2 separate regions of the Mus musculus genome follow, and region 2 is linked to region 1. A link is a loop called in an ENCODE intact Hi-C map of the cell type or tissue named here. Cell type or tissue: heart. All regions are shown on one strand. Links, peaks and the distances in the headings refer to the core of each region. The heading gives the core; the rest is flanking DNA.

What was found. Peaks named below come from ENCODE experiments on the same cell type or tissue, not always from the same donor. Only the 100,000 strongest peaks of a DNase experiment are listed, where the experiment ranks them.
Region 2: a loop joins it to region 1, with 2.6 times the contacts of the local background. A loop is called at or near these places in 2 of 42 quality-filtered maps.

What each region holds. Positions count from the first base shown.
Region 1 is chr7:16,724,262-16,734,747 of GRCm38, reverse strand. Ceacam9 (carcinoembryonic antigen-related cell adhesion molecule 9) reads right to left here. Exons shown (of 3, transcript NM_011927.4): 3 at 8,638-9,549. The coding sequence ends at 9,266. Among named protein-coding and RNA genes, the nearest start is that of Ceacam9, 7.6 kb to the right of the region's middle. In heart, for the core only: a CTCF peak has its summit at 5,939 (motif pointing right); DNase peaks (open chromatin) are centred at 5,037 and 5,837; H3K4me3 peaks cover 1,037 bases; H3K27ac peaks cover 1,690 bases.
Region 2 is chr7:16,507,589-16,518,074 of GRCm38, reverse strand. It overlaps Arhgap35 (Rho GTPase activating protein 35), which reads left to right. Exons shown (of 7, transcript NM_172739.4): 4 at 5,590-5,667; 5 at 6,751-6,882. It also overlaps the pseudogene Gm17981. Among named protein-coding and RNA genes, the nearest start is that of Npas1, 36 kb to the right of the region's middle. In heart, for the core only: no CTCF peak of the experiment used is centred there; no DNase peak of the experiment used is centred there.

The DNA.
Region 1 (10,486 bases), core at 1,282-9,281:
CCCTTTCATTTCCCACACATTGGCCTACTTCTGTGACCTGAGCAGGTAGCCCAGTTAAACATACCCCTTTTGTGTTATTAGTCAGGCTTTGGTTGATCATTCCTACTGCAGTGTAGGTAACCTGCCTTCACACAAGCACATCCAACAGTCCTGACTGGCTTAGCCAGGGTTTACTGCTGTGCACAGACACCATGACCAAGGCAAGTCTTATAAAAAACAACATTTAATTGGGGCTGGCTTACAGGTTCAGAGGTTCAGTCCATTATCATCAAGGTGGGAGCATGGCAGCATCCAGGCTAAGAGTTCTACGTCTTCATCCGAAGGCTGCTAGTGGAAGACTGACCTCCAGGCAACTGGGGTGAGAGTATTAAGCCTACACCCACAGTGACACACCTATTCCAACCAGGTCACACCTATTCCACCAAGGCCACACCTCCAGATGGTGCCACTCCCTGGTCAAGCATATACAAACCATCACACTGACCTAGAGATAGATCTGTTAGATTAAGAAATTCATAGCTGGCATTTAATAAAGCCAGCATTTTGAGATACGGCTTTCCCACATGGAGGGCTTTTCTATGTTCAGTTCCTGTATTATTCCTCCCAGGTTGCCCCACAAAGGCCCATTAGGGTCTTAATTCCTTGTGCCTCTCTGGTAGCTCCTTTTATGGTGAAGTTTCCACATGGCCAGTATTTAAGGTAACACCAATAGTTTTTTTTTTTTTTTTACTTCTGGCCCCATGTCCTGAGGCTGTCCTGACTGGGGACATCTCCAAAAGGAATCAGTCTGTCTTACCAGTGTGGCTGGTTCCACAGTCACATGATGAGGTCTGAGGTATGATCTGTGGCTGGCCTATGCCCAAGGAAGGGGGCAGTTAGCTCCAGGATGGGCGTCCAGGGATTAGAACTCCCCTGGGATGAGGTTGAGGAACTGGTTCAGACCTGTATCCGCAGGATCAGGAAGGACAGCAGAGAGAATTGGAGAAGCTGAGCTGTTGTCTCTATTCTGAGGTCATTTCCAGGTGGTCAGCGTCAGAAGCTGCTCTGGGCCAGCTTTCACGGTCCACTTCTGGCTCAGGTCCGAAGCAGCCTTGTCCATAGCTCGATTGTAGAGAGAATAACTGTGTCTGAATGGATGTGGCACCTGTCAATAAAAATCTGATGGCTTCTGACTTAGAAAGGAAATAGGAGGTGGGACATCTGGGAAGCAGAAAGGATTCTGGGATAGTGCCAAGTAAGGGAGATTCACCTGGGAAGATGTGACAAGACAGACACCTCATGGTATCTGAGCAGAGGTGACTGGCCACGTGGCAGAATGTAGATTAGAATAAATGGGTTATTTTATGAGGTAGTTAGAGCAGAGCCTAGCTATATGGCCAAGGTATTTGTAAATATACTTTGAATCTGAGTCTTATTTCCTGAGCACAGGACTGGGAGGAAGAACCAGGCCAAACTTCTACACTTGGTACCGTCAAATTTTTGTTCAGTGTCAGCTAAGTCTTTTTTTTTTTTTTTAAGATTTATTTATTTATTATATGTAAGTACACTGTAGTTGTCTTCAGATACACCAGAAGAGGGCATCAGATCTCATTACGGGTGGTTGTGAGCCACCATGTGGTTGCTGGGATTTGAACTTCGGACCTTCGGAAGAGCAGTCGGGTGCTCTTACCCACTGAGCCATCTCACCAGCCCCAGCTAAGTCTTTTAAGAACTACTGGAAGTTGGATGGTGGCGCACGCCTTTAATCCCATCACTCAGAACGCAGAGGCAGGCAGATCTCTGAGTTTGAGGCCAGCCTGGTCTACAGAGTTCCAGGGCATCTGGGCCTAAACAGAGAAGCCCCGTCTCAGCAAAACAAAAACAGAGAACCACTTAGGGCAGGTGTGTCCAGTAGAGGTCCCCTGAGTCCTTTGGAAGCAGTGGATGTGAGTGTCCAAACATGACTTCAAAAGTAAAGTAACTGCATTTATACAGCGTACCCTAAACAGTACAGGTGGTAGAATTTCTGGCCAGGGAAGTCTGTTTCGGGGTAGTGTTTGTCCAGTGCCATTTTAACAGTCTTATTCATGTTCACAACCACACTTAAAGATTGATGGGTGGTAGTGTGTGCACAAGTTCCAGGCTAATTCTTCATGCAGTAGGAAAGGCCCAGCCTGAAAAAGTGCACACCATAAGCCTCAAGTCTTGTTACCTCCTGCTGGGGTCAATGTCAGTAAAGACCACTTCTGGTGTTTAAATGGGTAGGAGTCCAGCTTGTGTGTTAGCATGAGGCTTTGAGTGATTGCTTGGGATCATTCTGAGCACACTGAGAATAGTCTTTGGGAGCTTGCTGGGCCAGCGTTGGCAGCCTTGAGACCACCACATATATATGCAACAATTCTTTTGTTGTTGCTGCTGTTTGCTTTTAAGACACCCCTGGCTGTTCTGAACTATAACTCTCTCTGAGTTGGCCTTCCAAGTGCTGGTGTGACAGGGCCCCAGACCTTAGCACACTGACTCCGTGGTGGAAGTACCAATCAGGTTGTAAAACTCAGCACAGACAGCACCACCTGCCAAAACGAAAACAAAGACCTAATCCATCAAAGTCCATAGTTCTGGGAAAGTCTCTAACTGTACTAACCTTGCCTTTTTAGCTTCTGTTGTTTTGCTTCTGGCTAACTGTTCTTGTTAACTGGAGGATGGCGACCTAGAACAGTTTTTATGCTTAAACGCTCACCCGGAGAACGGTTCAGTGGCTGACTGACTAGTAAACACTTCCTATTGGCTTATAGCCATGTCTGAGCAGTCTTTCCTGGTGAGTACCCCACAACACCAGGGTCAAAGGCATGTGCCACAACAACTGGCTTCTTTCAGTGGTTCTTGGAGGGCAGTGCCCCCCGCACCCCGGAAAGCTTTGTGAGAGTTTGCCAAGTGTGATGGTTTGTATATGCTTGGCCCAGGGAGTGGCACTATTTGGTGTAGCCTTGTGGGCGTAGGTGTGTCACTGTGGGAGTGGGCTGGAAGTGGTCATCTCTGGGATTATTATTTTCCTATCTGTGGTAGTCAGCCAGTCCTCCTGATTTTTAGTAGCCCCTTTATCACTTTTTTAAAGATTTATTTATTTATTTATTTATATGTAAGTACACTGTAGCTGTCTTCAGACACTCCAGAAGAGTGGCATCAGATTTTGTTATGGATGGTTGTGAGCCACCATGTGGTTGCTGGGATTTGAACTCGGGACCTTCGGAAGAGCAGTCGGCACTCTTAACCACTGAGCCATCTCGCCAGCCCTATCAGTTCTTTTTCATTTAAACTTGTGAATTATTTATTTATTGTATGTGTGGGTACGTGAACATGCCACAGTGTCCATGAGTAGGCCAGAAGAAAACCTTCCTCCAGCCTGTTATATGAAATAAATGCAGCGGTGGCAAGGGTCAGGGGGTACCTGGTAAGCCATGCCAAGGCACCCCTGAGAAATCACACCATGAGGCAGACCTGGTGTCAGGGATGGCTATTGTAGGGAAGGGAGGGGAGTGAGGACCTGGAGAAGGGGTAGAGGTAGAGAAGGGGGACAAAGGAGGGCAGAAAGAAAGACAGAGAGGCCAGCTGGGAATGTATGGGGACAGAGAGAGAGAATGGCGGGGGGGGGGGAGAGTAGAGAGAGGGAGAGAGAGAAGAGAAGAGGGACTGGGGTAGTGAGTAGTCCTCTAATACACTGCCAAGTCACCTGCACCTGGTGGTAGCAGCGGCGCAGGTAGTAATGGCGGCAGGTGATGACGTAACTGTTGCTAGGTCCCTGGGAGGAGTCTAGCAGAATTATCTGTAAGCCAACACAGTTGGTCTAGGGAATCAAACTCAGGTCATCAGGCCTGACAATGTGGACTTTACTCACTGAACCATCTCCCTGGCCCATGTCAGTTGTGTTTGTCATTCTTTTGTTTCTGGCCTATTGTGAGGGGAGTTCTGGACGGTAATGGGATAGGACTTTGTTTTTTTTGTTTTTTTTTTTTGTTTTGCTTTTGTTTTTGAGACAGGGTTTCTCTGTATAGCCCTGGATGTTCTGGAACTCACTTTGTAGACCAGGCAGGCCTCGAACTCAGAAATCTGCCTACCTCTGCCTCCCGAGTGCTGGGATTTAAGGCGTGCACCACCACCGCCCAGCTGGGATAGGACTTTGGAGCTGTGTCTTGGACTACCTTGGCTCTTGGTGTGAGTCTGTCAGTGTATCATTTCCATAGCTAGGGGGGCCCACACAGCTCCTAGGAACTGGAGGGTTTGGACTCTGGGTTTAGCTTCTTTGTTCCCTGAGGTAAGCAGCCCCCTTTCTTGATATATTGTTGTTTAGAGTCTCTTATTGTGAGGGGCTATTGTCCTGTCATAGGTTTCAGCTCTGACCAGTAAAAGATTCCACATCTGAACTGGGGAGCTGAACTTTGTTGGGTGTTAGGAGACAATCTCTACTACAACTTCTACACAATCATGGAGGGGCTCTTCCTCCTCTTCTGGCAAGTATGTGGCTGAATAACATAGCTGCCACTTTGGATGAAGGAAAGGCCCGATATTCCCTTAGAGAACACACTGGAATGGGCTTGTATCTGGAATGCATCCCGCAGAGGTTGGCAGGGCTGGGCTGTGGCTGAGGCTGGTGAGCGTTGCGTAGCTCACTACTTTCAGAAGATGGGATGAGATGGTCTTGCAGCCATCTTGGTTCCCTGTGATGCTGACAGTTGGAACAGTAGGGAGGCAGCATCATGTGAAAAGTTCCATCCCCTGGGGATGCCAGTGTGGGTGCTTCCTTGGTGTCTTCAGGCTTAGCAATCTTTGCACAACTGTGTGGGTTTGTATTAGGACTGTGCAGACCTTGTGACAAGAGTTCTGTAACCAGGAGCTGGGGGAGGTTATATGTTCCACTCCTTGTAGTGCATAGAGTGGGGTAGAAGGTGCCTGCTTTGCCAGCCTCCTCACCATGATTTAACCATGCTCGGTCACTGTAGTCTCCCCTCCCCCAGTCTGAAACCTGATTGTTCAGGGGTGGAGCTTCCTGCTCAATCATTCTGCCACTCCCACTGCTGGAGCCTGTCGCTTTCCTGTTCCGAAGCCATCACGTGGTCACCCTGCTACTGGACTCCGAGATTATTTGGTGGGAATCGGGCCCCCTTCCCCTGCTTCATAACTGCGTGTGGAACAGTAAAATTGAGCTTTGATCAGAATGCCTGTCTTAGCTGCATCATTTTCTCTCGTCGCCTAGCCCTTCTTCTCTTCCAGGTTTCCAAAATGCCTGTCCAGGCTAGAACCCAGGCTGTGATCTGCTGGCCAGACACAACAGGTCACCTCTGCTGGTCACCTCCTATTAATGGAATCAGATTCTGTAGCTGCAGGTGTATGGAGAAGGCAAGTGTGCTCACATTCATCCACCATTCATTCATTCATTCATTCATTCGTTCATTCAGAAGTTATAGACTCCCGTTTTAAATTCCCAGTCTGTCTATTTCTCCAGAGATCAGTACCAGTACCTCCTTGGTCCTCATAGGGGCTTTGGATGCAGTCCTCTGGGGTGAAGAGCCAGGCTGCACTGGCTCTTCCTGCCTGTCTCCCCTGGGAGGGGGCGAGTCCTTACCCGATCTGGACTCAGAGACTCTGATCCTGGGTGTCATAGGCATTTTGGCCGCTAGAAAGGGGTCCTGGAATCCCATCGGATATGTGGGTATGCGTTCCTCCTGGCTCCAGAGACCTTTGGTTGTCTGAGAGGCCCTGGAGAGGCAGTCATTCTTGATCAACTGGGGTCATGGTGAAGGACATCCTGTTAGGGCCTCCAGAAATGTTGTGGGAATCTTTCTGGAAAAAGCCACTCCAACACCAACAAGAGTGGATGAGAAGTGGTGTCACTGGTGGACCAAAGCCAGGATGGCTCCTGAAAGGTTTCCACCCCCAGACCATGTTTGTATTCTCATGTTATACTCCAAAGCCACAAGGTGGCGCGAGTGAGGTTTTTACAGAAGCCCCTTGGGAAGTCAGCGGTTGTTAAGGGCACGGATCCTTTGTTTAGACATTCTTTCCAGGTAGCAAGTGAAGTCATGCTTGGTAAACAGACAGTACGGGCAATGACTGTATCAGTCAACGGATCCTTCCTGCCTTATCATACTTCACCTTCACATTTGTGTTTGTCGCTGCATCATTCCCACTGCCTAGAAACTGGAACAAGCCTGGTGTCCCTTAGGGGATGACTGACTATGAAAATGTGATATAAATAGACTGTGAAGAGAGAGGAAAGCCAAATTTAGAGAGACAAACACTGAGTGTTTCCTCTCCTATGCAGAACCTAAATTTAATTTAATTTTTTAAAATTTTTTTTAAAATTTAATTTTTTTATTTTTTAAATTTTGTTTTGAAACATCTTAAAATGTGATTGATTAATTGATTGATTGTGTGTGTGTGTGAGAGAGAGAGAGAGAGAGAGAGAGACTGATTTTTGGCATGGGATCTTGCCATGTTGATACTCACTATGTGACCAGACTAGCCTCTAACTTGCATTGATCCTCCTGCTTCAGCCTCCCAAATGTCAGAATTACAGCCATTCACTGAAACTCCTGGTTTAACATTTTGTTTATAGATACACACGTGCGCGCACACACACACACACACACACATAATCTCCCTGACAAAATAGGTATGGTGGTGAGTGCTTTTAATCCTTGCATGTGGAAAGATTGGGAGTTCAAAGTCATCCTTTGCTACTTATGAAGTTTGAGCTACATGAGACCTCAGATCAAGAACCCAAAAGGAGCCTGGTGGTGGTACATACCTTTAATCCCAGGATTTGGAAGGCAGAAGCAGGCACATCTCTCTGGGTTCAAAGCCAGCTTGTTCTACATAGTGAATTCCAGGATAGCCAAACCAGGCTGGCCTTGAAATCCGCCTGCCTCTGCCTCCCGAGTGCTGGGATTAAAGGCATGTGCCACCACGCCTGGCTGAGAAACCCTGTTTTACAAAACAAACAAACAGGGCTGGTGAGATGGCTCAGTGTGTAAGAACACTGACTGCTCTTCCAAAGGTCCTGAGTTCAAATCCCAGCAACCACATGGTGGCTCACAACCATCCGTAATGAGATCTGATGCTCTCTTCTGGGATGTCTGAAGACAGCTACAGTGTACTTACATATAATAAATAAAATCTTAACAAACAAACAAGAAGAAAGAAGATGACTCAGGGGTTAAAAAAGTCACACTACCTTTGAAAAGGACCCAAGTTCCATGTCCAGTCAGTCTTTGAGGTGGGTGGGGTGGGATCCAACACCTTTAGTCTTTGACATTCACATGCATATATCACATCTGATAAAGACGCTACTCTGTGCTTCCCACATAAGCTGGGCAGTGTCTGTGGTCTCCTGAACTCTGATTGATGCTTCGACAGCTAACATGGCCTTCCCGCTAAGTGTCCAAGTTGATGCATGCCCAGCATCACCACGCACGGACAAACACATGTCCTGAGTTTTCCGGACAGATCGTCCATGGAGCCTGTAAGATTAACCTGACAGGACCTGGTCAGCTAAGGGACACACTGTTGGTAGACTTTGTCTTAACTTTGGATAAGTGTTCTGAGAGAAGCTGGGTGTGGAGAGGATGGGTTCATCTTACAGTGTCCACACTCAAAAGTGGTTGATATGCTTGCATAGCAGAACATCCCCAAGCTCCATTGTACCCTTCTCCCTTGGATGGGGCACAGACCCCACTACAGTTAGTGCTTGCCAGCCTTGTTACACGGTGAGGATGCATGGGGAGATATTGGGTGTACAACCCGGCACACTGGAACCTCCTCTTCAGCAGGGCTGGTGAGTTACTCTTCATGCCTCATGTGGCAGGGAGATGGGTCCTCACCCTCTCAAGCAACAGAGGGGAAGTAGCAATCACTTTCCACTCATTGTGTCCCAAGCTGACATAGTATGGTGCTGTTGACAGGGACAGCTTTACTCAGGCCACCACCTCTTCAGTCCTCTTCCTCTTAGCAAAGCTAAAGGCTGAAAGGACACATCTCATGTCCTTTGGTATCTGTGCGGCTCTATCCTTGTGAGTCCCAGGGAGTTGCAGATAAATTTAAGACTAAAAATCAAATAGGCCGGGACTAGAGAGAAGTCTCAACAGTTAAGCAGATGTCTGGCTGCACTTCCAGAGTACCGGGGTTTAACTTTCAGCACCCTCATCTCAAGGCAGCTGACACCTGTCTGTAACTCCAGCTCCAGAGCTTCTGACACCTTCACACACACACACACAGACACACACAGACACACACACACACACACGCACACACACACAGACACACACACACAGACACACACACACACACAGACACACACACACACAGAGACACACACACACACATGCATGCACACACACACAGACACACACACACAGAGACACACTCACCCCCACCCCACCCCCACACAGACACACAGACAGACACACAGACATACCCACACACACATGCACACCCACACACACCCACACACAGGCACACACACACAGACACCCCCCCACAGACACAGACACACACACACACACACACACACACACAGGCGAAGCACCAATGAACATAAAATAAAAATAAAATTATATAAAAAAAAATCAAATAGACTGTCATCTAGTGGTTGACAGTAGGCAAGAATGTCCTTTAATGTCCTTTAATTTAACCAGGTGGCTTGAGAGAACAGAATCATGATTCGTATGATGCTAACAACAACAACAAAAAAGACAAATGCCATGTACACAGAGGCAGAAGCAGGCTGACAGCTATCAGGGCTGTAGGAAATGGAATACGCTTAGAAATGGTCTGGAGAGGTGTCTGGGCGGCAACGGTGTGAGGCATGACTGGGGCACGTGAGAGGAGAATGTGTCTGTCTCTATGCTAACACTGCACTGTTTTCAACAGGGGACTCAAAACATCCAGAAATTTGGGGACTCCTGGAATCAGCTCTCCATGGATCTGGAGGACTGGCCATATTCAACTCAGAACCTAAGCCCTTAGTTATAATCCCTTTGTAGTTTTGCTTACTGTGTTGATTGGTTTTGAGACTCGGTCTCTCTTTGTAACCCTGGCTGGTTCAAACTCATGATCCTGCTGACTGGAGTTTTACCCTGGGATGGCAGGGCTCCGTCACCACGCTGGCTGCCTGGGATGGCAGGGCTCCGTCACCACGCTGGCTGCCTTGGTTCTTCCCTAGAACTTTTCTTCATTTTTAGCATCATTAACAAAGAATTCCCTGCCCCCGTGACGCACGAAGAGAGAGGCCAGGTCACTCACTAGTCACAGACATTTGGAGCGGGAGACTCATCTTAGAGCTGTAGCCGTTGGAGACCTCGCACTGGTACTCCCCAGCATCCTCCCTCTTGGCTGGGTCTATGGTAAGTCTGCTGTTTTTCTGGGACAGAGTCATCCTGTCATTGAAATACAGGCCCTGGTGATTGAAGAGCCAGCGGATGGAGAGTCCAGGGTCTTCTGAGACACATGTGAGGGTCACAGAACCAGCTTCTGTTACCGCGGTGCTGTCTGCTTGGAGGGTAGGCTGTGCCACGGGCTCTGTGAAGGAACAGAGGAGGGACCGAATGATGGTGGCTCACCCTCAGATCTCAACCAGCCCTCTCAGGTCCACAGACACCTAGAATGGCCTCCAGGGTGGAGAAGTTGGGATCAAGGCTGTAGACAGATATGTACTGCTTCAGATCTGCCACCCATGGTCTATGTGGCCCTAATTTAGCCACTGTGTTTCCTGTGTTTCTGTTTTTATATAATAGAGCACTTGGCTGGGCAGTGGTGGTACATGCCTTTAATCCCAGCACCAGAGGCAGAGGGGATGCAGAGAGACAGAGGCAGGTGGCTCTCTGTGAGTTCCAGGCCAGCCTGGTCTATAGAGTGAGTTTTGGGATAGCTAGGGCTACATAGAGAAACCCTGTCTTGAAAAACCAAACAGTAACAATTGTTATTAATATTATAAAATATATAAAATAATTGTTATGACGATGTGATAATAATAATTGATGTGATGATGACAATGATGATAACACATGATAAATGATCATTACCATGTCTATAAAGTGATCTTAAATGTAAACAAGGACTCTTTACAGATGGGAGCTGCTCAAAATGTCAGAGTCTATTACTCAGCCTATGAGGGAGAGTTGACTGGGCTGGACCCCTGAGGACAAGCAGTTGCCAGGAGGACCTGTATCCTCATGAGACCCTCAGAACAGTTGGCTCACAGCATGGACACCTGTCCATCTGGGCTCTGCATGCTGAGACTCAGGAGAAGGCTGTGCCCAAGTGACCTAGTCTGACAGTGGTCCTCCAGACAGTGCCCAGGCTGGTTCCACCTGCTATGAGACAAATAAGCAATAAAACCTTGATCCCTGTCATCTCTCACAGGACGTGAAGGTCCCCAGGGTTCCCTGGACTAGATGTTCGTGCAGAGATCTGGAGTCAGGACTTCTTTGTGGCCACCTTACTGTGAGGACCCCAT
Region 2 (10,486 bases), core at 933-8,932, 220 kb after region 1:
CAGGCCGAAGGGAGGAGAAGGCAGGGGGAGAGGGCACTTGATGGTTCCCACACAGGTGTGAGAGTGTGAGAGTCCTTGGTCCGTGGCTGCAGCATAGGAAGGCCTTCTGATGGGAGGTTAGAGGTGGCTTGTTAGGGGAAAGCCTATCCCATCGTTCAAGCACGGCGGGTCTTGATGAGCAGAGACAGTCTATGGTTTTAGAGCTTTATTGTAGAAAGGCAGGGAGAAGGAGAAAAGGTAGAAGGAAGGACAGAGAGGCTGGCCATAGCCACGTGGAGAGAGGGGAGAAGGGAGAGAGAGAGAAGGAGGGCTAGAGAGTAAGAAAGGTGAGGCCTAAAGAGAGCAAGGAAGGGCCAAGCAGCCCCTCTTATAGTTGGCTGGGCTATCTTGCTGTTGTCAGGTAACTGTGGGGGTGAAGTCTAGCCAGAATGCCAGAAGCTTGGGACTTTGTATGACTAGTCGATAGTCATAGAATTATGGAGTTGGAGGCTCTGTGGTGTCAGGCACCTGGCTCTGGGGACATGGCTCGATTTTCCGTCTCATGTAGAGTTCTGTACTGGGTCACCAGAGCAAGCCCCATTCAACCAAAATAGGCTGCCTTTCACAGTCCCACATAGACCAAGGGGTTTTAGTCACCCAGTGGCCTCTCCAGAGGCAGCAGTGAATGCTGACAAGTGTTGAAGTGCCTGGCTCTCAGAAGTGCCTGTTGTCTGGGACGTGCAGTCTCTCCCCCACAACCTCTATCCCCTCGAATCCTCAGTACCTTTCTGCTAACTAACTAGCACTGCTAACTAAACTAGATCATGGTCTTCAAAAGGGATATTGTTTCTTTGACAGCAGAACCCATCTCAGTTTTCACAGTGTTGTCGCAGTGCTAGATTAGATGTGTACTCATGATGGCAGTGGACTTCTTTCCTTGGCAGCTGGAAAATGGACTCTACAGTTAGCTCCAAGGAAAGCCTTTCTATGTGGAAAAATGGAAATTATCCTGGGGTTTTGTTTTAATATTTACTTTTTATATGTATGAGTGTTTTGGCTTGCATGTGTGTATGTGCCTAGTGCTCAAGGAATATGGTATCAGATTCCCCTGGAACAGAGTTAGTGACAGTCACCATGTGGAAGCTGGGAGCCAAACCCAAGTCCCTTATAAAAGCAGCAAATATTCTTAACTGTTTAGCCATTGCTTCAGCTCTTACATTATGTTTTTGTGATTTGATTTTTTTTTTAATGATTAGTTTTGAAAAAAATGCTTATGGTTAATTTTGTTCTTGTTTGGTTTGGGTTTGGGTTTCTGTCAGGGTCTTACTGTGTAGCCCTAGCTGACCTGGAACTCATTGTATAGACCAGATTGGCCTTGAGCTTACAGAGATCCACCTGTCTTCTGCTCCTTGAGTGTTGGGATTAAAGGTTTATTACATGGTGCCCAGCAAAATTTTTTAAATTTTTAATTAGCATGCTTCAGAAAAAGTAATAAAGAGGGGCTAGAGGGATGGCTTAGCAGTTAACACTAGAGGACTGCCGCAGACCCTCTGGGTCCCTGTGTCTGCGTGGAATGGGGTCTCTCGATGCGGGTGGGCAAAGCATGGATGAGCGACAAACAGACACACACAGGAGAATTCGTGTGAAATCTGAGTGTAATTTTTAAATCAAGCATCAGACTTTTTATGCAGAGGACAATAAGGAAGTTGGGTGACATATTCGCAAGGTACAATTGAGGTAACTGGAATCTTACATAAAACAGAGGAATGCAAACACAAAAGGTCTAACAGGAACCACCTGGGATAGAATTTATTGATAACAGCTGGGATCAACAAGGGCTCTACCCAAGATTCACTAATCTTAGAAGCCAGGGTCAAGGGCTTCGTGCCCTTGCCATAGTTCCTATTTTAGTCTCTTGTATAGTCCACCTTCCCCTTAGGCCATTGTAAATACGTGTGTATGGGTGTAACTCTGCTACAGTTTTAAGTATCTATTCTGGTTTCTCCTTTGGTCTGAAACTTCCTTCTTCCTTGGTGATGGTAAATTCCCGTGTAAGAGAGTGACTTAGCTTTTACAATCTTACTGAATTCCAAGCCCTTGATCTTGGTCAAGGACATTTCTAGGACTGTTGGAACACTGGTGAAAGGCTTTAGCCATGTCAAAATTCAATTTTAAAAAGCACTTATAATAGGATGATATTAAAAGAGAGCATGTGGGTCCATACACTAGACTAACTCGGGAATGGAGAATTAAGGGAACGCCAGGCTCCAGGAGGAGAAGTTCCTTAAAACTCTTTTGCCTCATGAGTGACTTTTAAGCCTTGTCCAGCTGACTTGACCGAAGAGCGTAACGGAGGACAACCTAGGTTCCGTTTCCATTTGCATAAACACATGTAGGGAAAATACCAATGCTTGTAAAATTAAAATCCATTTAAAAAGAAGCAAGTAATAAAGAGCGAGGCATGTGGTGTATGCCTTATTCCTAGCACTCAGGAGTCAAAGGTCAAGCAAGTCTCAATGAGTTGGAAACCAGACAAGACTACATATCAATATGTTGTCTCAAAACAAACAAAGAAATAATTTCAGTAATACAAGAAGTCAGGCTAGTGTAGTACTGAGATAACTGGATTTCTGTTTTGTTATGTTGTGTCTTTTGAGTAATAGTTTCTCTGTGTAGCCCTGGCTGTTTTGGAACTCACTGTGTAGACCAAGCTGGCCTCGAACTCAGAGATCTGCCTGATGGATGATCCTGAATGCTGGGATTAAAGGCATGTGCCACCACCACCTGGCAGTAATTGGATTTCTTGAGCCCAGGGATTCAAGGGCAACCTGGCAATAAGGCAAGACAAAGTATCAAAAAAAAAAAGTTGTTTGTTTGTTTTTTAACACTCTATCCATACAGTGTTGTTCTTAATTCACGGCTTTACTTTAAAAAAAAAAAAAAAAAGCTCATGCCATGTTCAGGATCCTTGATCCTTGATGTCCTGCAAATAGGAGTGGATCCTTACAGCAGGAACCCAAACTGGTGGCACCTGCCTTGGCTTTCAAATGAAACAGTACATCTGCAGAAGAAAAGGTAATGCCATCTGCATCATAAATCTGAAGGGGACCTGGAAGAAGCTCTGATGTGAGCATCATCTCTAAGAGCACTGGCCTCTTTGCTCCTAGGGCCTTGATTTACCAGATCTAAGCAGCCTTCAGAAAGCCTCATCTTCTGGTGGTTACAGATCCCAGGGCTAACTACCAACCCCTAATGTGTCTACCATCTTCCTTCCATTGCTCTGTGTGACACAGATTTTCCTCTGTGCTGTGGTGGACATTGCCATTCTAAGCAACAAGGGAGTTCAATCAGTGAGTCTAATGTGGTTGCTAGCCCAGGAAGTTCTGCACATGTATGGCACTACCTCCCATAAGCACCCATGGGACATCGTGCCTGATCTCTACCTTAAGTGATCCTGAAGAAACTGCAAAAGAAGAACAAGCACAGTGAAAAGGCTATAACCAGGGAGAAATGTCAGAGCGAATGGACCACACTGGCTCCTCAGCTCACTGCTGCTCAGTCAAAGGTGGCATACTGATCTGACACTGTACAGGTGCCTCTGTCTGTGCCTGTCCAGTAATTCCAGCCATTGAAGACTGGTCTGCAGCTCCTACGGCTCAGGCCAGTGAATGGGTTGGAGCCACCACTGAGCTGTTCTGCAAACACTTGAGCAAAAGAAAGGAAGATGGGTGGGAAGTAAATGTTTTCTTTTTAAAAAAGTAATGGGGGGGGGCAACATTTGTTAATATTCAAAGACCTCTTTAAAGTACAAAATGAGAAGCACTACAGAGGGAAATCAGCAGTATTAGTGAGAAATAGACCTAAGCTGGGGCTTGGGGTATTCTGTGGTAAAGCACTTGCTGGGCCAATTCCTCCCTAGCACTGCTATAACACAAAAGCTACTTAAGGCTTTCTACCTGTGAAAGACTGGGAGAGCCTAAACAAGGATGAAACTGTTTCTAGAGTCATTGTGTATGCTGGGATCTTTAGAAACATGGTGTGTGACGTGTGCTTTGGTTTTTATGTTACTGAAGATCAAACCAAGGCAGGTGGCCTACCATTGAACTGTACTGAGAGCTCAGTCAGCTCCTAAGGGCTGTGTTATAAAAACATGAACACACTGAATAATAGAGAAAAATGTCATGGGATGCTCCATATGTGCAAGAAGGGACAGTGTGTCAATTCTTCGTTTATTTGGGGTCAAGAAAAGCTTATTGAGTGTCCAGCAAGGGAATAGCTGAGGTGAGGCACACTGGGCCTTTCTTTCTGCTTTCTGTGCCTCTGGTACTGGAATGGAGATTCTGCTCATAGCCAGCAAGTGCTATATATAGCACTGAACCACATTTCTAGCCCTTTATCTTCCTTTTGATTTTTGTGTGTATTTGATTTTTACTTATTTTGTTGCTGGTAGAGGTAAATGTTACTTCTCCTTCCCTGGGTTCCAGAGATTAAGCTCAGGCTATCAACCTTGTCAGTGCCTTTGTCTGCTGAGCTGTCTCACCAAGCTCGTATTTGGTCTTCTGAGACATGGTCTCTCTCTGTCGCCCTTGTAAACCTGGGACTCATCGTGTTGCCCCAACTGGGCTTATTATGGCACCTGCTTCCTACCTTCTAGAATTACAGGTGTGCACCACCATGCCTGGCTTTTTATTTTTAATAGGAAAACACTCAGGCTGGAGAAACAGGTCAGAGGGCCTGAAATCAGGTAGCTCACAACTCCCTGGAACTCCAGCTTCAGGACGTCCTTTGCCCTTTTTGGTATGCTGTAGCCACTTCACTCATGTAGCATACATACACATATACAAAACCAAAATAAGTCTTTTGTTTTTTTTTTTTTTTTTTTTTTTTTAGAAAAGGGTAAAGGCTGGAGAGATGACTCAGCAGCTAAGAGCTCTTCCAGGCCGGGCGGTGGTGGCACAGGCCTTTAATCCTAGCACTTGGGAGGCAAATGGGGTCAGGCACATGGCAGATTTCTGAGTTCGAGGCCAGCCTGGTCTACAGAGTGAGTTCCAGAACAGCCAGGGCTACACAGAGAAACCCTGTCTCGAAAAACAAGGGAAAAAAAGCTCTTCCAGAGGACCCAGGTCGATTTTCCAGCACCATTGTCTGGCCTTCATTGGCACCAGGCCTTTTTTATTGTAATACTCAAGACTGTACATTAAAATGTGGTTAATATTGACAGGGTATAGTAATGCATGCCTTTAATTCTAGCACTCCAGAAATGGGGAGAAATAGATCTCTGAGTTTGAGGCCACCCTGGTCGTCTACATATCAAGTTCCAACATTGCTAAGCCAAATAAATGTTGTAGAGACTGGAAGATCAGATGTTCAAGGCCAGACTAAACTACATAATACCTTATCTTTGAAGTAAAGGAAGGTGGGACCCAGTAGTGTGGTACTTTTAAGTAAAAAGACAAGGAGCTGAAGCATCAAACAAAGTACTGTTAGCCCTGCTCTTCCCTCATGGTGGGAATCTTGTGGACTCTGCAAACAGCCCCTGTCCCCGTACACAGACCCTCACTCCTGCTCTCCAGCTCTGGGTCATAGGACCTGCTTATTCTTTGTCCACAGGACTAAGCACTGAAGGCATCTACCGGGTCAGTGGAAACAAGTCAGAAATGGAAAGTTTGCAAAGACAGTTTGATCAAGGTAAGTAAGGCACAGTCTGGCCATTAAACCTGAGCCGAGCCTGGGGGTACTAGCTCCACTGCTGTCTGCCACCATTATAGGTTTCCCTAGCCCTGTCTCACTTCTCTGGAAGAACCTGAACCCCTGACCTGAGAGGCATTTGAATTAATGATCAGGCCAGAGGTATCTACATCTCAAAATGGCCCTGTAGGAGAGAAAGTGGGGGAACATTTCCAGATACCTGAGACACTAAGCTGCAGCTCCCACTTCCAAGCTGAACTCTTGGGCTGCCCTGTTCCCATGTTAGTCTATGAGAGTCTCCAAGCTAGTGACTAGCTCTTAATGTGAGAAATGTCCACAATAGATGCCAGGCCATGTCACCAGTGTCAGGGCAGAACAGTGAAGTACTCTTAACTGTCATTAGCCAGAGAGTAGAGAAGCAGAGAGAACGGGGAGCAACTTCTGGAGCAGCCAACACCTGCTGTCATGGGCCAGCTGACAGTGCCACCTTGTAATCATGAGCCACTGTTGAAACGTCAAGAATATGTCCTGGTAAAACACATCTTCCTTATGCACATGTCAGATAATACACTTACTAAGCCAAGATGTCACCAGGTAGAATTATCTTAGAATTATCTGACAGGTACCTATAAAAATCTGAATTGCTGGTAATCCAGAGAGGAGTACTTCATGCCCATCTGTAGACAAGTCTTACAGAATCAATCATGCAGTGAGGCCTAGAGAAAGAAGAAAAATGAGAAGGGTCAGTGGAGCGGTGGGATGAAAGAAAATGAGGGATTCTTCCTCCTTCCATCAGGATTGGATGAAGATATGACTATGGTTGGCAGGAACAGAAGTAAGGAAATAGCTGAAGCTCATCAGATCTGAGTTGAAGGGCAGGTCCCCAGTCATTCTTCTCCTTCCCACAGGCCAGAGGTGACCTGTCAGGCCATGTGTGTGAACCCAGGTTGCCAGCTCTTCTACACTCCATGCTAATCCCAAGCCCCTGCCCTGGGCAACATATATAAGCCTTTTTCTAGGAGCTTTCTTGTGGCTTCTGCTAACTTAGATGGGTCTGGCCTCACTTGGTTGGCTTTCTTTCAGACCACAATCTGGACCTGGCAGAGAAAGACTTCACTGTGAACACTGTGGCAGGGGCCATGAAGAGTTTTTTCTCAGAGCTACCAGACCCCCTGGTACCATACAGCATGCAGATTGACTTGGTGGAAGCTCACAGTAAGTACAGACAGCCTAAGAGAGGCTCCAGGTGGCCTTGCCCTTTTTTTTTTTTTTTTTTAATTAGATTTTTTTTTTAACTTACATTTCAAATGGTATCCCCTCCCCACCACCACCACCAATCCACCCACTCCTGCTTCCTGGCCCTGGCATTCCCCTTCACTGGGGCATAGAGCCTTCACAGGACCAAGGGCCTCTCTCCTCCCATTGATGACCAACAAGGCCATCCTCTGCTACATATGCAGCTGGAGCCATGAGTCTTAACATGTGTACTCTTTGGTTGGTAGTTTAGTCCCTGGGAGCTCTGGGGTTACTGGTTAGTTCATATTGTTGTTCTCCTATGGGGCTGCAAACCCCTTCAGCTCCTTGAGTCCTTTCTCCAGCTCCTCCATTGGGGACCCTGTGCTCAGTCCAATGGATGGCTGAGAGCATTCACCTCTGTATTTGTCAGGCACTGGCAGAACCCCTCAAGAAACAGCTATAACCAGCAAGCACTTGTTGGCATCCACAATAGTGTCTGGGTTTGGTGACTGTGTATGGGATGGATCCCCAGGTGGGGCAGTCTCTGGATGGTCATACCTTTAGTCTCTGCTCCGCACTTTGTCTCTATAATTCCTTCCATGGGTAATTTGTTTCCCCTTTTAGAAGGAAAGAAGTAGCCACACTTTGCTGTTCCTTCTTCTTGAGTTTCATGTGGTTTGTGAATTGTATCTTGGGTATTCCGAGCTTTTGGGCTAATATTGACTTATCAGTGAGTGAATACCATGTGTGTTCTTTGTGATTGGGTTACCTCATTCAGGATGATATTTTCTAGTTCCATCCATTTACCTGAGAATTTCATTAAGTCATTGGGTTCTTTTTGTTTTTGTTTTTGATGTTGTTTTGTTTTTCGAGACAGGGTTTCTCTGTATAGCCCTGGCTGTCCTGGAACTCACTTTGTAGACCATGCTGGCCTCAAACTCAGAAATCCGCCTGCCTCTGCCTTCCAAGTACTGGGATTAAAGGCGTTCGCCACCACCACCCGGCTAAGTCATTGTTTTTAATAGTTGTGTAATACTCCATTGTGTAAATGTACCACACTTTCTGTATCCATTTCTCTGTTGAAGGATATCTGGGTTCTTTCCAGCTTCTGACTATTATAAATAAGGCTGCTATGTACATAGTGCAGCATGTGTCCTTATTACATGTTGGAGCGCCTTCTGGGTATATGCCTAGGAGTGGTATTAGTGGATCCTCAGGTAGAACTCTGTCCAATTTTCTGAGAAACTGCCAAACTGATTTCCAGAGTGGTTGTACAAGCTTGCTGACACCTGAGTTTTTGATCTTAGCCATTCTGACTGGTGTGAGGTGGAATCTCAGGGTTGTTTTGATTTGCATTTCCCTGATGACTAAGGATATTGAACATTTTTTTAGGTGCTTCTCAGCCATTTGGTATTCCTCAGTCGAGAATTCTTTGTTTAGCTCTGTACCCCATTTTGTAATAGTTATTTGTTTCTCTCCAGTCTAACTTCTTGAGTTCTTTGTATATATTGGATATTAGCCCTCTATCGTATATAGGGTTGGTAAAGTTCTTTTCCCAATTGGTAAGTTGCCGTTTTGTCCTATTGACAGTGTCCTTTGCCTACAGAAGCTTTGCAATTTTATGAGGTCCCATTTATCAATTCTTTTTTTTTCTTTTATTTTGTTTTTTGTTTGTTTGTTTTGTTTTGTTTTGTTTTTTTCGAGGCAGGATTTCTCTGTATAGCCCTGGTTGTCCTGGAACTCACTCTATAGACCAGTTTGGCCTTGAAATCAGAAATCCACCTGCCTCTGCCTCCCCAAGTGCTGGGATTAAAGGCATGTGCCTGACCCCATTTGTCAATTCTTGAGGCAAGTGCAAAAGCTATTAGTATTGTGTTCAAGAAATTTTCCCCTGTGCCCATGTACTTGAGGCTCTTCCCCACTTTCTTTTCTCAGTTTTAGTGTCTCTGGTTTTATGTGGAGGTCCTTGATCCACTTGGACTTGAGCTTTGTGCAAGGAGATAAGAATGAATTGATTTACATTCTTCTACATGCTAACCACCAATTGAGCCAGCACCATTTGTTGACAATGCTGTCTTTTTTCCACTGGATGGTTTTAGCTCCTTTGTCAAAGGTCAAGTGACCATCGGTGTGTGGGTTTATTTCTGGGTCTTCAATTCTATTCCATTGATCTACCTGTCTGTCACTGTACCAGTACCATGCAGTTTTTATCACAATTGCTCTGTAGTGCAGCTTGAGGTCAGGGATGGTGATTTCCCCAGACCTTCTTTTGTTGTTAAGAATAGTTTTCCCTATTCTAGGTTTTTTTGTTATTCCAGATGAATTTGCAAATTGTTCTTTCTAACTCTGTGAAGAATTGAGTTGGAATTTTGATGGGGATTGTATTGTATCTGTAGATTGCTTTTGGCAAGATGGCCATTTTTACTATTTTCCTGCCAATTTATCTTACATTTTACTATTTTACATTTTCCTGCCAATCCATGAGCATGGGAGATCTTCTAATCTTCTGAGATCTTCTTCAATTTCTTTCTTCAGAGACTTGAAGTTCTTGTCATGCAGATCTTTCACTTGCCTAAAGTCACACCAGAGTATTTTATATTATTTGTGACTATTGTGAAGGGTGTTGTTTCCCTAATTTCCTTCTCAGCCTTTTTATCCTTTGTGTAGAGGAAGGCCACTGATTTGTTTGAGTTCATTTTATATCCAGTCACATTGCTGAAAATAATATTGTTGGTTGGGAGTCACTACAATATGAGGACCCGTATAAAGGGTCACACACAACATTAGGAAGATTGAGACCCACTCACTGCTCTAGGGTGACCATTGTGTGGGAGTTTTCCCATTGTCTGGCCTTAGGAGAATGTCATGTGCCTTGAAGGACCTGACCTCTTGAGGCTGCCCACCATAGGGCACGTATTCTATTATTTTTGCCAAAGGAAGCCTTGGCTCTTGTAAGGGAAAAAGGGGAAGACCCAGAAACAGCAATTCCTCTACAGCTACTGAAGGGGTTTTCGGACAGCCTGATCTACCTAGTTAGTTCCAGGACAGCCAGAACTACATTGTATAATCCTGTGTCAAAAAGAAAAAAGAAAAGGAAGAGTTCCCTTTCCAAGCATTAAGAAAGAGGTCAGATGGGCTGGAGAGATGGCTCAGCGGTTAAGAGCACTGACTGCTCTTCTGAAAGTCCTGAGTTCAAATCCCAACAACCACATGGTGGCTCACAACTATCCGTAATGAGATCTGACGCCCTCCTCTGGTGTCTCTGAAGACAGCTACAGCGTACTTACATGTAATAAATAAATAAATTATTTAAAAAAAAAAGAAAAGAAAAGAAAAGAAAGAGGTCAGACAAGAAAAGAGGTATGGTCCTGGAGCTCATCACTGCCTGACTCAAGCTTTACTCTCAAGGCTGTGTTGAGGTTATAGGCCAAGTGGCTTCCAGTCCTGAGTCCCTGCTCCTCTAATGAACCCACCCCAGCTGTGGAAGGTGCAGGGCTCAGGTTATTTACACATGGTCTGTTTTAACATTTGTTAGCCTCTCCTTTTTGCCCACCTACCAAGACTTCGAGGCAGCACTTATGTG